Regions from separate parts of the Homo sapiens genome. Here region 2 is linked to region 1. Evidence: chromatin loops called from intact Hi-C (ENCODE). Cell type or tissue: PC-3. All regions are shown on one strand. Links, peaks and the distances in the headings refer to the core of each region. The heading gives the core; the rest is flanking DNA. Region 1 overlaps CPS1 (carbamoyl-phosphate synthase 1). Region 2 overlaps LOC107985978 (a long non-coding RNA gene).

The links. Peaks named below come from ENCODE experiments on the same cell type or tissue, not always from the same donor. Only the 100,000 strongest peaks of a DNase experiment are listed, where the experiment ranks them.
Region 2: a loop joins it to region 1, with 3 times the contacts of the local background. A loop is called at or near these places in 2 of 110 quality-filtered maps.

What each region holds. Positions count from the first base shown.
Region 1 is chr2:210,659,579-210,667,922 of GRCh38, forward strand. It overlaps CPS1 (carbamoyl-phosphate synthase 1), which reads left to right. Exons shown (of 38, transcript NM_001875.5): 32 at 907-1,077; 33 at 3,545-3,619. Among named protein-coding and RNA genes, the nearest start is that of CPS1-IT1, 46 kb to the left of the region's middle. In PC-3, for the core only: a CTCF peak has its summit at 4,151; no DNase peak of the experiment used is centred there.
Region 2 is chr2:211,081,982-211,090,325 of GRCh38, forward strand. All of the region lies in intron 3 of LOC107985978 (a long non-coding RNA gene), which reads left to right. Among named protein-coding and RNA genes, the nearest start is that of CPS1-IT1, 470 kb to the left of the region's middle. In PC-3, for the core only: a CTCF peak has its summit at 3,283 (motif pointing right); a DNase peak (open chromatin) is centred at 3,260; H3K27me3 peaks cover 980 bases.

The DNA of each region.
Region 1 (8,344 bases), core at 80-8,079:
TGGGGACAAACCACATCCAGACCATAGTAGTAACCAGCATTGATTTACCTCCTACTCGCAGTCATTTGGTGGCTGCAAAAATGTATTAAGCAAGCCTCTGCTCTCAAAAAATACTGTAATTTAGTGAAGGTTGGGAAGAAGGTAAATTTGTAGAAAACTATAAAGTAGAGTATCACAGTTGCTAGAGGGGATGTACAAATAAAATGGTATTGGAATTATAGAGCAGAGAGAACGTATTTGCCAGTGTGTGTGCATGAGCATGTATTTGAGCATCCTATGCTTGGTTAGGGGTAGATCATAAAAGACTTCAAGGTAGATTTTGTATTGTGAACTGGATCTCGCAAAACGGTTGGAATTTTGACAAGTTAACGATGGTAGAGAGATTATTACACATAGATAGAACATCATCTGTAAAGGTGAGAAAAGAGCATATTTGGAGAGAGTAAATAGTTCAGTTGAGTGAGATGATTTTACTGAGTAAAATGGGTGAACTGGGAAAGTAAGATTGAGGCCAGGAGGGTAGTATAAGATAAAGACAGTGAGGTCTCCAATGAAGCAAGAGGACAGAAGGCCTTCAGGGACTAGACTTTAATCTGAAGCCAGTGGACATCCAGTGAAGGTTTTCAGGAGGGGTATGGCATTATTTGAGCTCTGCATTAAACTAAACCTGTCAGCAGTGCATGGGAATGCAATTTGGAAAAAGGCATGAAAGAAAGTTAGAGTTCAAAGATACTGACTGAAAGTATCAGGAAAAATCCAAGCAGTAAGGAGAAAAGAGACAAGATTAGCAAAACAAGAGCTGGTCCCCAGTTAATAACAGCTGGAAACCAGTGGTAGAGAGAATATTAATATTGTTGTTACTGGCTCTCAATGTCCTCTTTCTCATTTTGAATTTTATCTCTTCAGGTGATTGAGTGTAACTTGAGAGCTTCTCGATCCTTCCCCTTTGTTTCCAAGACTCTTGGGGTTGACTTCATTGATGTGGCCACCAAGGTGATGATTGGAGAGAATGTTGATGAGAAACATCTTCCAACATTGGACCATCCCATAATTCCTGCTGACTATGTTGCAATTAAGGTAACATTTTCAAAAATTTATTAGTCATTTTATGAGTTCTAGTGAAATTAAAAGAACAATTTGTCATCAAAAATCTTGTTACTTTTAAAACCTTCTAACTAAAGGGTTGGACTAGGGATTTACATTTCCTTTCAATAATGTACTGCAGTTGTACTATAGGCAACTTTATGTGAACTGTTGTACATTTCAAAAAAATTTTTAAAACCATCTAGAATTGTATAACTTCAAAATCAATTAGCTGAGTGAATTATAAGCTTTTTGTGCAGCTGACACATGATGGTGCTAGTTTAGCTGGTAAATAGAAATCCAGGACACACCTTGTTAGGATAAAGCTTGAATTGTGCCAACTCTTACATGACTTTTGTAAAAAGGGTTAGCCTGTGGGGTTGATTAAATTCCTACCACATTGACCACCTTTGCTTAGTATATATTTTCTTCAGTGGCATGATTTTTCCATTTGAAAAATTGAGACAGCTGTTGCTGTATATGGTGCTGTGCGGTTGTTGAAATTGATGACACCTTTATAAAGAGTGACCAGGAAAATTTAAAGTTTGTTCACTAATTTCCAATACATATGTATATTTTAAATAATACCTTAATAATAAAGCCATTGTGATCTCCTAGCTGCATCAGTATGATGGTGCACAGAATTATGACCTTTAACTACTTGGCTGGACAGGCATGAGGATTAGTGATATATAAACGTATTTGAATTACGTAGATGAAGAGCACAATGAAATTAATATATTTATGTAACATTAATATTGATATATTTATGTAAAATTGACAAATTTCTGATGTTTTCAAAAGGTTTCCGTTCCTATATGTACTAGTGACTTCAACCATAATTGTGTTACAGCTCAGACTTGGACTTTTGACTTTTATGATGGGAACTTTAAGTTGAAGTTGTGAATTAAAAATCTTGTTTAAGCTGATAATGTAGGATGCCTTGAATTTTATAGTGCATTGAGATGGAATGTGACTTTTTATGTTGGGAGGAGAGGTGGCATTTTATTCATGGAGACTGTGACAAACATATATTGTTAAATCTTTTAGTAGAAAAATAGAGAAATTTTTTTTGAGACCAACGATTAGTAGCCACTGAAAAATATTTTTTTCCACTGGAGATTCTATATATGGATTTTAAGTTCATGTTTCTTTATTCATAGTTATAGGAGTATGCTTATTTCTTTTAGTAAATTGATATATGAATTTTTAACTAAAAATAATATTGATGGATAGATATGCTTTTTTTTTTTTTTTTTTTTGAGACGGAGTCTTGCTCTGTCACCCTGGCTGGAGTGCAGTGCCATGATCTCAGCTCACTGCAACCTCTGCCTTCCGGGTTCAAGCAATTCTCCCCCTCAGCCCCCCAAGTAGCCCCCAGGTAGCTGGGATTATAAGCACATGCCACCACGCCCAGCTAATTTTTGCATTTTTAGTAGAGATGGGGTTTTGCCATGTTGGCAAAGTTGGTCTTAAACTCCTGACCTCAGGTGATCCACCTGCCTCGGCCTCCCAAAGTGCTGGGATTACAGGTAGATATGCATTTTTTAAATGCACTGTATCTTCTAGCTTACTCATTCCCTAGTTAGCTTTGTATATAAATCTTAGTTTTTTTCAAATTACTTAGTAATTGTCAATCTTAATAGCCCTAGTGAGGCTAATTGGTATCAACAGATGGGGAAATAGGGAAGCTGAAATGCAGAAATATGTAACTTGACCAAGATGATCCAGTGAAATGACTCCCAAGCTAGAATTCCCATCATAATTTAGAATGGGTGCCAGAATCAATGGAGCAATTGATAAAATTCCTCCATGTACCAGATAAGTGGACACATAGCGAGAAACAAGAACTTAGTTTTTCATGAATTGCATCAGTAAAATAAATGAAAAGGAGGCACTCCTATACTCTAGTTCATATGAAAGTTCTGCACAAAGGTGTTTCCAAGCAGAATGTTTTTCAAAGCTTTTAAGAGGTGTCAACAACAGTTTAATGCCTCAGAAACTGGCTTACAGACAGCCATTTCTGGCAAGGTGGCTTGTTGCAAGTTCAAATGATCAGAACAAGAAGAGGAATGTTTCCAAAGCCTATCAAAGAGAAAAAAATGTGTTTGAACTCTGTCTGGAGAGACCAATGCCCAGTGGACTTTGAAATCATTCCAATAGGAATATGCATGGGCCAGATTAGAAACACTGGTCCAGACTGGTCTCAGGCGCCCTATTTACAGAATTAATTTGTGATTATTTAACCTAAAGTTTTGGCCAAGAGCTCAAGAAATTCTTGGAATGGAGTTTTAAAGCCATCTTTCAAGTCGGATGCTTGGACCCAAGAGATTTTTTACATGTCTACTGTAGCCTAAGTGAACTCTGTGAGAGATGATTTGCTAATATATTTATCCTCTCTTATTCATTTTCTACTTTTCCCTCACATAATTTTTCTCCCTGTTTTTTTTTTTTCCAACAGGCTCCCATGTTTTCCTGGCCCCGGTTGAGGGATGCTGACCCCATTCTGAGATGTGAGATGGCTTCCACTGGAGAGGTAACTAGTTAATAATCCATGGAAGCTTTCATTAAATCTACTTTGAAATCTATGGTTTTATGATTTGAATACAGTAAAATAAAGGGAATAAAAACATCTGCTATCAGAGTAAGACTCAAAGAGCTTATGAATTTTGAATTTAAAAAATATTTTACTTCTATTTTGAATAGGGTCTAAATTCTTATTTATATTTTAACATGGGAATATAATACATGTGTTACTAATTCATTTTCACATGAGAACATCTTCCAGGTATTTATCTAGACATCCAAGTAAATATCTTCTGTGTCTTACTTTTTATTTAAAGGTTCTCGGGTCTCTCTGTAACAACACCTCATTCCCTGCCTTGCTGCCATGAAATTAGATCATTTGATTTTTACTAGTAATATGGAGAATGACAGCATTATAAAGATCATAGACCTAAACATTGTGGAATCTGCAGATACATGCAAAATTTTAGGACTACTTTTAACCTCCTGGGGATTATCTAAAAACTATAATGGAATCGGCCACTGGATGTCCCTCTTCACTTGTGTTGGGGCTGTGTCAGCTGAAGGTTTCTTTAGGATTGTGAAATGTGTTTCTTGTAAAGAGCTGTCAGATTCTAGAAAGTTCTCTCCATGTCAGTGTCAGGACATTTTATGAATCACCTAGCCCTTGACAGACTTACTAGATACAAACTTCAGATTCTCATCAGTGCATATCCGAGTGGCAATATCAGACTGTGAGCCATCATTGTTTCCTCTTGGTATTAAGGAAAACCTAAAAGGATAAAATACTTAATTGCAACAAAGTACGTGATGTTTTATATGGTTGCCTGGTTACAAGCAAGATCTGTGATGAGAAGCCAAGTGAGACAAGAAGGCAGGCAGTCAGGAATAAATGGCTGTCCTGTTTGTATTTGGACTCTTAGAAAGGGGACTCTTTGCCTCTTTGTTGCTTCTTTTAATTTAAGGGCAAAAAAAACCTTACTTTTAAATGAAGGCACTATGTACGTTTCATCTCCAGTCGGTTTAAGGAGACAGTCTTCAGGTTCTTCTTGATCCCATGGTCGCTACTACTAGTAATGCTGATTTTAGATGGCCCAGGGTTCAGATCAGAGAGAGATCTATTTTCCTTCATACTGTTTTATTTTTCTTTCTTCCTTTTTTTTTTGAAACGGAGTTTTGCTCGCTCTTGTTGCCCAGGCTGGAGTGCAACGGCATGATCTCAGCTCATTGCAGCCTCCACTTCCTGGGTTCAAGCGATTCTCCTGCCTCAACCTCCTGAGTAGCTGGGATTACAAGCATGCACCACCACGCCCGGCTAATTTTGTATTTTTAGTAGAGATGGCGTTTCTCCATGTGGGTCAGGCTGGTCTCGAACTCCTGACCTCAGGTGATCCGCCCGCTACAGACATGAGCCACCGCAGCCGGCCCATGCTGTTTTCTTTAGCATGGCAAATTTGTTTTCAGTGGTTATGTTCATTCTGCATCCATACATATGTTATGGGAGTTATTGAAATATAAAAATAAGAAAGAATGAGAAATTCAGCTCCCCTTTGTTATATCTGTTTCTCAAGTATAAAGAGAATTTTTCTTCCATTATTTGAAAGAGTCGTTAATTCCAAGTGTCATACAGTATAATATTACGAGGTCTGTTTTATTACTGACATCAGAATTCTAGCTTAGTAAAATCTTAATTATGCTTCAAAGAGACATTTTCAGTGTCCAAATGGCTTGTTGTAGGATTAAATAAACATTCAGCTACTGATATAAGTAAGGGGCATTTTATGTTCCTAGTGGTAAAGTGGGGATATTAGTCCTAATCTTTAATGGCACATTTAACTACTTTCTATGGTTCTGTAGAAAATTTTTAAAACCTCGTCTGTGTTGTTGCATCTGCACTATGATGGGATTACCCAATTCTTTTCAATAGAATTTGAGACTCATTAACTTAGGTTGACCTTATTTAAGTTAGTTGCCCAGTACTTGACTGAGTAAAATGTTCACTGTGGAGAGAAAAGCAGCAACCACATGTACTGGTGACCAGCTGAAGGTTATAGTCATAAGAACTTTTCTTGCACAGAAATTGTAATTTGCTTAAGAAATGAATTTAGCCATCAGTGGTTTTTTTTTTCTTTTTTTTCTTTTTTATTATTATTATACTTTAAGTTTTAGGGTACATGTGCACAATGTGCAGGTTAGTTACATATGTATACATGTGCCATGCTGGTGTGCTGCAGCCATTAACTCATCATTTAGCATTAGGTATATCTCCTAATGCTATCCCTCCCCCCTCCCCCCACTCCACAACAGTCCCCAGAGTGTGATATTCCCCTTCCTGTGTCCATGTGTTCCCATTGTTCAATTCCCACCTATGAGTGAGAACATGCGGTGTTTGGTTTTTTGTCCTTGCAATAGTTTACTGAGAATGACGATTTCCAATATCATCCATGTCCCTACAAAGGACATGAACTCATCATTTTTTATGGCTGCATAGTATTCCATGGTATATATGTGCCACATTTTCTTAATCCAGTCTATCATTGTTGGACATTTGGGTTGGTTCCAAGTCTTTGCTATTGTGAATAGTGCCGTAATAAACATACGTGTGCATGTGTCTTTATAGCAGCATGATTTATAGTCCTTTGGGTATATACCCAGTAATGGGATGGCTGGGTCAAATGGTATTTCTAGTTCTAGATCCCTGAGGAATGGCCACACTGACTTCCACAATGGTTGAACTAGTTTACAGTCCCACCAACAGTGTCAAAGTGTTCCTATTTCTCCACATCCTCTCCAGCACCTGTTGTTTCCTGACTTTTTAATGATTGCCATTCTAACTGGTGTGAGATGGTATCTCATTGTGGTTTAGATTTGCATTTCTCTGATGGCCAGTGATGATGAGCATTTTTTCATGTGTCTTTTGGCTGCATAAATGTCTTCTTTTGAGAAGTGTCTGTTCATATCCTTTGCTCACTTTTTGATGGGGTTGTTTGTTTTTTTCTTGTAAATTTGTTTGAGTTCATTGTAGATTCTGGATATTAGCCCTTTGTCAGATGAGTAGGTTGTGAAAATTTTCTCCCATTTTGTAGGTTGCCTGTTCACTCTGATGGTAGTTTCTTTTGCTGTGCAGAAGCTCTTTAGTTTAATTAGATCCCATTTGTCAATTTTGGCTTTTGTTGCCATTGCTTTTGGTGTTTTGGACATGAAGTCCTTGCCCATGCCTATGTCCTGAATGGTAATGCCTAGGTTTTCTTCTAGGGTTTTTATGGTTTTAGGTCTAACGTTTAAGTCTTTAATCCATCTTGAATTAATTTTTGTATAAGGTGTAAGGAAGGGATCCAGTTGCAGCTTTCTACGTATGGTTAGCCAGTTTTCCCAGCACCATTTATTAAATAGGGAATCCTTTCCCCATTGCTTGTTTTTCTCAGGTTTGTCAAAGATCAGATAGTTGTAGATATGCGGCGTTATTTCTGAGGGCTCTGTTCCGTTCTATTGATCTATATCTCTGTTTTGGTACCAGTACCACGCTGTTTTGGTTACTGTAGTCTTATAGTGTAGTTTGAAGTCAGGTAGGGTGATGCCTCCAGCTTTGTTCTTTTGACTTAGGATTGACTTGGCAATGCGGGCTCTTTTTTGGTTCCATATGAACTTTAAAGTAGTTTTTTCCAATTCTGTGAAGAAAATCACTGGTAGCTTGATGGGGATGGCATTGAATCTATAAATTACCTTGGGCAGTATGGCCATTTTCACAATATTGATTCTTCCTACCCATGAGCATGGAATGTTCTTCCATTTGCTTGTATCCTCTTTTATTTCATTGAGCTGTGGTTTGTAGTTCTCCTTGAAGAGGTCCTTCATGTCCCTTGTAAGTTGGATTCCTAAGTATTTTATTCTCTTTGAAGCAATTGTGAATGGGAGTTCCCTCATGATTTGGCTCTCTGTTTGTCTGTTATTGCTGTATAAGAATGCTTGTGATTTTTGTACATTGATTTTGTATCCTGAGACTTTGCTGAAGTTGCTTATCAGCTTAAGGAGATTTTGGGCTGAGACAGTGGGGTTTTCTAGATATACAATCATGTCGTCTGCAAACAGGGACAATTTGACTTCCTCTTTTCCTAACTGAATACTCTTTATTTCCTTCTCCTGCCTAATTGCCCTGTATTTACTCTAATGGTGGTTCTGTACCTGTGCCAAATGATGATATACATGGCAGAATTGACTCCTATCAGGTTCAAATATACCACTTGTTCTATAATTATGTTGGCTATTTGACTTGTAGTTATATTGTAGCACAATTACCGTAAACCTAAATGGAACTTCTGTATACTCTAACATTACTATATATGTTAGTTTGTTTGGAATTGTTTTTTCCCCATATGGCTGTGGTATTCAGGACTAGTAGCAGGATATTTTGTTTCACTTTATGAAAATGATGTTTTTAAAAAACAGGTTCCTTTGAGGTTTTCATGGAGTTATTAAATTTCTCAGAAGGCTGTCTCATAAGCTCTATGAAATGGCTCCAAACCAATTCAGCAGTTACGCATTTCTGCTACTGACCGGTAAATTCATGCACGGCTGCATAGTATATATGACACATACTGTTATTTAAACAGTAAGTCATATTAACATTCGGAAACTTACCACATTATGGACCAGAAGCTGTGATTTGTATCCAAATAACTCTCAGTAGAATCCAGTTATGTTGCTCCATTGAGTGTTGTTGGATAGAAAAAGAATT
Region 2 (8,344 bases), core at 189-8,188, 420 kb after region 1:
CGAATCAATTGTTGGTGTCCAGGTGTTAAATATAAGCAGAAAACCCATGACTACTGGGTACTTGAGGAAATCCTCTAACATTAAAAATAGAGGAAAAGGAAAAGAAAAGAAAATGGGAAGTATGCAGGGAAAGACAACATTTTTCAAAAGCTTGTCTCGAATGTACTCGGGAGAGGAAACATAAATTAACCTATCAATCCAGGAAGTCTAATATCAAGGCATAAGAATTTTAGAGAAAATGGGAGCCAGGCACGTGGCTCGCGCCTGTAACCCTAGCATTTTGGGAGGCCGAGGCGGGTGGATCACTTGAGGTCAGGAGTTTGAAACCAGCCTGGCCAACATGGTGAAACCTTGTCTCTACTAAAAATACAAAAATTAGCCGGGTGTGGTGGCATGCACCTGTAATCCCAGCTACTCAGGAGACTGAGGCATGAGAATCGCCTGAACCCGGGAGTCGGAGGTTGCAGTGAGCCAAGATTGTGCCACTGTACTCTAGCCTGGGTGACAGAGTGAGACTCCGTCTCAAACAAACAAAAGAGAAAAGGGAGATGAGGAGGGAAATCAATGAACTCATTCCAGAAAAGTTTTTCAGAAGAGAAGGAAGTTTTCAGATTGAAAGAGCTCAGTGAATATCCACCAAATAGATTAAAATAGACATGCAACAAACCTATTGTCATATAAATCCAGAGAATTCAAGACAAGCTCCCTAGAAGTTTATAGAAAGAAAAAAATAATAGTTACTTACAAAAGAGTAAGAATCATAATATCTTTGAACCCCTCAACAAGAACAGTGGAAACTAGAAAGTGGTGGAGGAAGGCTCTCAATATTCTGAGGGGAAGTAATTTCCTAACTTGAATTATCTATGTAACCAAACTATTAAGAATGAAAGGACAACAAAGATATTTCATCAGGCAAGGTCTCAAAATTTTACCTCCTTATACCCTTTCTCAGAACATGTTCCACCATATAAAAGAGTGATCCAGAAGAGAAGTGAGCACGAATTAGGGAAAGTACAAGATCCAAACCCACAAAGATGATATAACCAACAAAGATCATAAAGATGCCAGCTCTATACCAAGCACAGAGGCAACAAGTTCAGACTGAAGCAGATCAGAAGCTTCCAGGAGAGAATTCTTCAGGAAGATTCACTGGTAGAATACCTGCAGTCTTTGGATGTTTTGAGAGAATATATAGGCAATGAGGTAAAAGCATTGAGGTTGAATATGTTTTTAAAAAGAATGGAAAACTAAGCTAATAAAAAAATAAGGCAATCAGTAATCTCTCTCTGAAGAGATATAGAAAGGAAGTTCAGGCTGTAGATAAAGTGAGGAAAGGAAAGAAAACAGATTTCTCACTTCCATAGTGGGATATGCACTCCACCTTATTTAAAGGCATTAATGTAACAAGTAAAATAATCATCGGCAAAAGATCAAAGTAGTTGTTTCTGAGGGCTGGGAAATAGGGGAAAGAAAGTTTGGACTGTTATTTTTTGTTTAAAAGAAAACCTTTTTGAAATTTTTGACCTTCTAAATTATACAGATCTATAATTTCTTGTAACATGTAGGGTAAAATTAAAGGAAAGGATCAAAGATGCAAAGGGACAACAATATCACCAGAGTGCAACTAACAGGGTGCCAAATATAGTATTGGATACTGAGCTAAAATACTAGTAATATCTATAACTATGTAAGCATTGAATAATATATATAAAGAGACACACACACATATATATTCCAAAGCCAACTGAAAAGACCAGAAAGATTAATGAATTTTTATGTACATAAAGCTTCTTTTAAATGCCCCAAATCCTACATAACAGATATGTGTGTGTGTGTTTGTGTGTATGCGTATGTGTGTGTGCACGCACATGTGTGTGTCTTCTTTTAAAAGTTCCAAAGTACTGCTTTTACTCTGAATAATAAGGGTTGGATTACCCAATGTATGTCTTTATGGATGAGACCAAAATTTGTAATATATCTTATTTGGTGTGTATCAATGCATTCATTGTCAGATCCCTAGAGTTTTAAAGTGTCATTCACCTATCCAGTAGTTGCAAATACAAATAGAGACTTTTTGTATTTGTTTTATGCTAAGACAATGAAGAAAATATACTGGGTCTGAAATGTTTGCCTAGGGTCGAAACTAATTTTAGATATTTAATATTTTATATAATTTGTAATCACTGGGTACTTCTTGACTTCTTAATTTGCTTAACCAATTAATTAATAATAATTAGAAAATGAGTAAAAAAAGTAAGAAAAGATTTATGTAAAATACCAGTTTAATGAGTAAAATATCTTATGAATATTAATTCATTTTTAAGATAAAATGGTTTACTAACCAGAATATTCCAACAATTGTAAGTGTTGAGGATTTGGTTTCTTATTAGTTTTCATAAATGCTAGAAAAAAGTTTGAATGATATAAAGGATGTCTTCAGTTATTCTTTCTGCTAGTCACTCTTATCACAAACCTAAAGGAGTCGTATAGAAGTAAAGAGGCTGATTCAACATAAATAAGCTTATTCCTTTGAAAAGAAGCTTTGTCAGTTGCAAGGACACCATTGTCTCCAAAGACAAAGGCATGAACTCTTAGTACCCTGGACATACAAGGAATATTACATTTCAAAAAAATCCTGCAGAAATGACCCTGGAAAATTGTCTTAATGTGGAAACAGACCAACACAATTAACTTGTTTAAGTAACGGCAGCTGTGTCCTAAAGTGGTTATAGATGAGAATAAACACACAGAAACAGAGTCCCAATTAATCTCTAAGGGCATAGCAGATATATCTCATAAGAGAACTGTCTAATTTTCTACAAAATTTATTATTTCTAGAAAAAGATAAATTTTACACTAAATTTATCCATTACTTTTAATTTTAAAAATACAGCCATCCCTATCTTCCCTGTCATAATTATTCTCCTTTTTAACACCACATAATGAGGAAAAAGCAAATCAGTTGTGTCATTATACCTTACTGCTAAACAGAAGCAACACAGCCATTAATGACTTTAACATATATTCATGTTTTCCTGGCCACTGGGAACTTCATTGATCTGTTTCTCCTTGAGGAGGCAAAACATGTCTGTTAATAACATGATTCTGAATTTCCTTCTCTGGCTGTTTATATTCAGAACAAAATTTTCAAGTACAGCGTTAGAGGTGAGGCACCTGAGAGAAAAGGTGTCTTTAAAAGGGTGAATGGCTCCAGGATGATTTGTTCTCACCTTTTCCACCCCAAGCCATATGCCTGCCTTCATTACAAATCAATCCACCAGGTGGCGATATAAATATGTAACACTTCAAAAACAGTGACAGAATTTTTAAATATGAAACAAAGGGTTCATAATTTCTATAAAAAACACAGCACTAAGAAATTCACTAAGTATTGTGATGCTGAATTTGGACGATGATTTTAATCTGAGATCTGAGAGTTTAGGTAATTATCAGATACTTAGTTTAGTAATTTAAACTCCTAGCACCCCCTAAAAAAAGATGGATTGTTAATCTTGCTTGAACCACTTAGCTAATTGTTTCAGCTCTCGATTTTTTCTTGTCAGTTCAGGATAGTCTTGGTCAAGTTACTTAACCTCTTCATATCTCGTATAGTCTTGTAATGTGAAGAAGCACTAATAAGTTTGATTATAAAACACTGCAAATTTTAGTGCTGAAGACTACATTGCTTTGAAGTCACCAGAAGTGTGACAAGTGTTCAGACAAGTACATAATTAAACTGTCCAAACTGCGTTAGCTATTGATGGCATTTAACTAGGGCTGACTTTTCCTATCAAACTATGAGTCTGAATTATAGTGGCTTCTGTAACTCCCAAAGAATTTACCAGAGTAGAACTGGGAGAGGGCGTTTAAGTCTGAAAGCTCATGTGTGTCTTTAATGACAGTAATTAAAACCATCAGATTGAAATCTCATCAATTTCTTCTTTTGTTAGAAGAAATTATAACTCTGTCAATTAGTGTTTAAGGAAAATGTTGAATGGCATTACACACAATGACAAATCAATAGCACTATAGTTAAAAATGGAATCCTTTTTGGAACTTGAATGTCCTATTCCTTACCACTCCTCAATGATAACTGAAGTCACATTAACATCTGTGCCTGAATTTCACCGATGCCAAGCTCTCACCTGCTCCTGTAAGAATTTTATTACTACATAAGTGCTTCAGAGAATCCTCAAGATGTGATTTAACTGCATTCCAAACTAAGCCTGGTTATTGTTCACAATCCCTGGTAGCGGAGCCTGATCCTTGAAGCTGCTAGTAGCCCCTAGAGCACAAAGGGGCCACTTAAGCAGAACTGCTTTGCTTCCTCTCATCTGAGATACCAGTGACCCTTTCGTACTAGAAAAGTAGAAATCACCTCAATTATTTACCACAAAGGGAATTTAATGTAGGGAGGTAGTAACTTAAGTGATGTAAGTACTGAGAATTCCAACAGGGGATCCTGAAAAACCCTTAAGATTAGCAATAGCAGCAAGTCATTGTGCCCCTAAACTGGAAGGACAAGGAGGAAATGATATAATCAGAATTTGGAATCATGGTTATAAGGTGGAGGTTGAAATCGCAGAAGGTGAATCTATCAGGGAATGGATTCATGGAAGAGGTACAATCTCTGCACAAGAAGCTGCCAAAAGCAGAGAAAAGGTCAAGAAATACTTAGATTTCTTTCTCTTCTTCCATTTTTTCCCCACATACTTTTTATTGTCTTTATTCAACTGGAAGCCAGCTGACATAGGAACTGACAAGGGGGAACGCATGATGCTGCAATACAGGGTATAGCTGATGGAGAGTGACAGATGATCGGAGGGCAAATAGATGCTGTATCTGGATAAGATTGGCTGCTGTTGTTGGGACTGATGCTCGCCAAGCCTAGACTCTTAAGCTGCAGACTCAGACAGCCCTGCTGGCTGGCAGCTGCTTCTGTGTCACCCACTCTGCTTCCAGGGGTTTGAGTTGTGTGCCCTACTTTTAGAACAGAAGTTGGTAAAATTTTCTGGAAAGAGCTTCAGAGTAAATATTTTAGATTATGGGCCATACCATCTCTATCACTACTCAGCTCTGCTGTTGTAGCACCAGAGCATCCATAGGCAGTCAGTAAACAAATGAGCGAGGCTGTGTTCCAATAAAACTTGGGGATTTTTGTTTTTTGTTTTATTTGTTTGTTACAAAAACAGGTGGAAGGCTGGGTATGGCCTAAGGGCCATAGTCTGCTAACTTCTCTAAAACAACTATTACTATTTTTTCAGGACTCAGGACATTTCAATGCAAATTCAAGGGAGTAATATTCCTTTCCTTTATGATGCATGGTTAAGAGAGTTTCATAGGAGAATTCCTTGACCTCAGAGTATTAGAACCATAACAAGAGTCTTATTTCTCAACCTTACAACATAACCAATGCTACATTTATTTATCTTTTAAGTCACATTATAGTAGACTTGGGGTCAACATGTCAACAGCTGGTCAGGGATGGCAGCACTAGTCATTTTGGAGGCTAGCATTTACTCCTAGAGTCACAGAAAAATGTGGAAGTATAGAGCGTTGAGAAAAATGCTTTCAGTCTTTATGCTGTCACTGTCACCAATGATATTCTCATTATTCAAGCAACACACTACCTTGAAGTCTGGCAACTCCACACAAGCGGAAGGATAACAGGGTGGGGAGAGTTTTATATTCAACTCCCACACTCCACAATTCACACTGGTCTCCAGTCAGTAGACCATGTTGCTGAGTGGGATTCCTGTGCTGTGATCCTTTGTCCCTGAAGCAAGCTCTTTCTTGAAGATCTCCCTGAATAGTCCAGGAGGGTTGTATGTACAGGAGATGTATGTACAGGGTTGTATGTACAGCTGTACTTAAACAGCTTTATTTGCCATAGCTCAATCCTAGTGGAAACCCAGGTTCCTCTTCGTTAGGGACAGTCATTACTTTGTTTTTGTTTGGTTTCAGTCCTTAATTCAATCAGAGACAATAAAAAGACTTTGGAAGACAGAACACCTTCCAATTCCTTAGCTTGGGCCTATCAGAGTCATGATTTTAGCTGAATTAGGACATCTGTTATGCTTTATTTGGCTTTATAGTCATCTGATAACTTCCTAAAGGTACTCAGAAGCAAGTGGGTATCCTATGTTTGATTTTCAAGACAGGTTTGTAAACCCTCCTGTACATACTTGTGGTTCAAGGCTGATGAAAAATCATTCTGATTCTAAAGAACTTGTTTTAAAGGTAGAGAAGTTAGTTTTAGGATGAACTAATTGGTGGTTGGTGTAGGATTTGGGGAGTGGAATTTAGTTGAATTCGGCTGTTTGCATCTGCTTGTTAATGCACTTCACTGCTTTTTTCTGCAATTAGAGAAATTTAAGCTTAGATGGCCTAGAAAGAACTCTGTAATTAATCAGATTCAATGTGGATGTTGGAAAAGCAGTAAAAAGTCTGGGAAAAAAGGAGGCAAGTAAAGTGGACCTAGAGATTCATGAAATAAGCTGATTACATTTGTTACAGATTTGTTATACCTATATTATAGGTTTGTTGATTTATTACAGATTTGTTATATATTCTGTCAAAAACAAATAAGCCAAAACATGCCAAATAGATATTTTGTCCTTTTGGTCATTCTCTAGGGAACAGTATGTCCTAGCCTGTTTTGCAGGGATTTAGGTTACAGCTATGTATGGCAACATACATACAGTCACATTAGAGCACATACACTAGTCTTGCCCAAGCTTGGCCAGTGTGATTCAGTTCTCCTATTCAGATTTGCATATCCCCTTAATTTCTGGGGAAGACACTTTAAGGCGTGGACATGATCAGTAGTTCTTTGTCCAGTGACTTTCTCCCATACTGCACAGGATTGGGTTTCTATTTAAATATGTCAGGTCAAAAACTGAATGTGTAGCAATCAGTGTGTTCGATATGACAGAATTCTTGAGAGCAAATCTGGTTTCAGAGGTTTGTATTTCTGTACAATTGATAAATACAGTAAACAAGGAACTAAAGGCATGGAGTCAGGGGAAGGAGTCTATGAGATTACAAAACAGGATAGAAGCCAGAAAAGAAGGATTTGTAAGAGCTCCATTCATGTGTTATATTGTATAAAATGAAATAGGAAAACTGTGAATAAGGCAGTAAATGCATGTCAGGATTTGGAATAATTTTATTACCCACTAGAGTTACACTCTTGTGTATCTCGATATTACCAGTTCTTTTCAGAGTAATATGCACTTTAAATTTTTCTCCAATGATACGAAGGCAATATTCTGAACAATAGTTGCTACTATTTCAGGACTTATAGTTTTTACTTTTATTTTTGTTTTAGTGAAGTCAGCAGTTTCCAAAGAGTAACCTAAAGCTATGTTTAGATTCATCTTCGGTAGTCAACTTTTTAAAACAGAGCACAAAGCATGGGTTGAAAGAGGGAAAAATAAGGCCACTTTTGAATAGAAAGTAGAATAATATCATAGATATTAAAAAGGAATGTTCATTGTGTTTTCTTAGTTTTCATGAAATTACAAATACATACTTTTTGTAGCTAGGACTGGCTTTCAAAATATAGAGTGTATGAGCCTTATGTACAGTCATACCATAAGATCTTTGACTCCAAGTTTGGAAGGGACAGTTTTTTCAGAGTCCTTCCTTTATCACCCAATTAAGAATCAGCTTATTATAATCCTGACAGAAGTACAGACAGCTTCTGCTTCAAATGCCTGCGGGGATAAGGACCACACAGAGTTTCACAAGATTACTCTATACTGAGGTGGAATGTTTTATATGGATATGGAGCCAAAATCTGTTTACTTGTAGTTGATACTACAATAATATTTACGGGACATTATTACCCAGAATAATTCATCTTTTACCCTGAAGTTTTCCAAATATTAGGGAAGTAACACTGTATTGGAGGTACAGGCTGAATTGCTGTTCCAGTGCCTCTTATAAACATATAACTCAGAGAAACATTCCAAGACTATGTCTTAACCGAGCTCGGTCTTATTAAAGAATCACATGTTAGATTCCAAGCAAATTTATTATTTAAATAAAAGCTAACTTGTTTATTTATACATAACTTAAATGGTCCTGTATCTTTTTTTAACCATACGTTCTTTTTAAGTCAGTGCACACAATCTGTTTACATAGCCCCTTGGTCTGATACGAGAAATCTTGCTTCACAGTTCACATCACTGGGGGAATACTGGTGGAGACAAAAGAGAATGGGAAATGATATGCTTAGTACTATATATTTTATTGAATCTAACATGTCATTGATTATGAGATACACCTTTATTTTATGAACTGCTTTGGATCCATGAAGTAGGATATTTATTAATTTGAA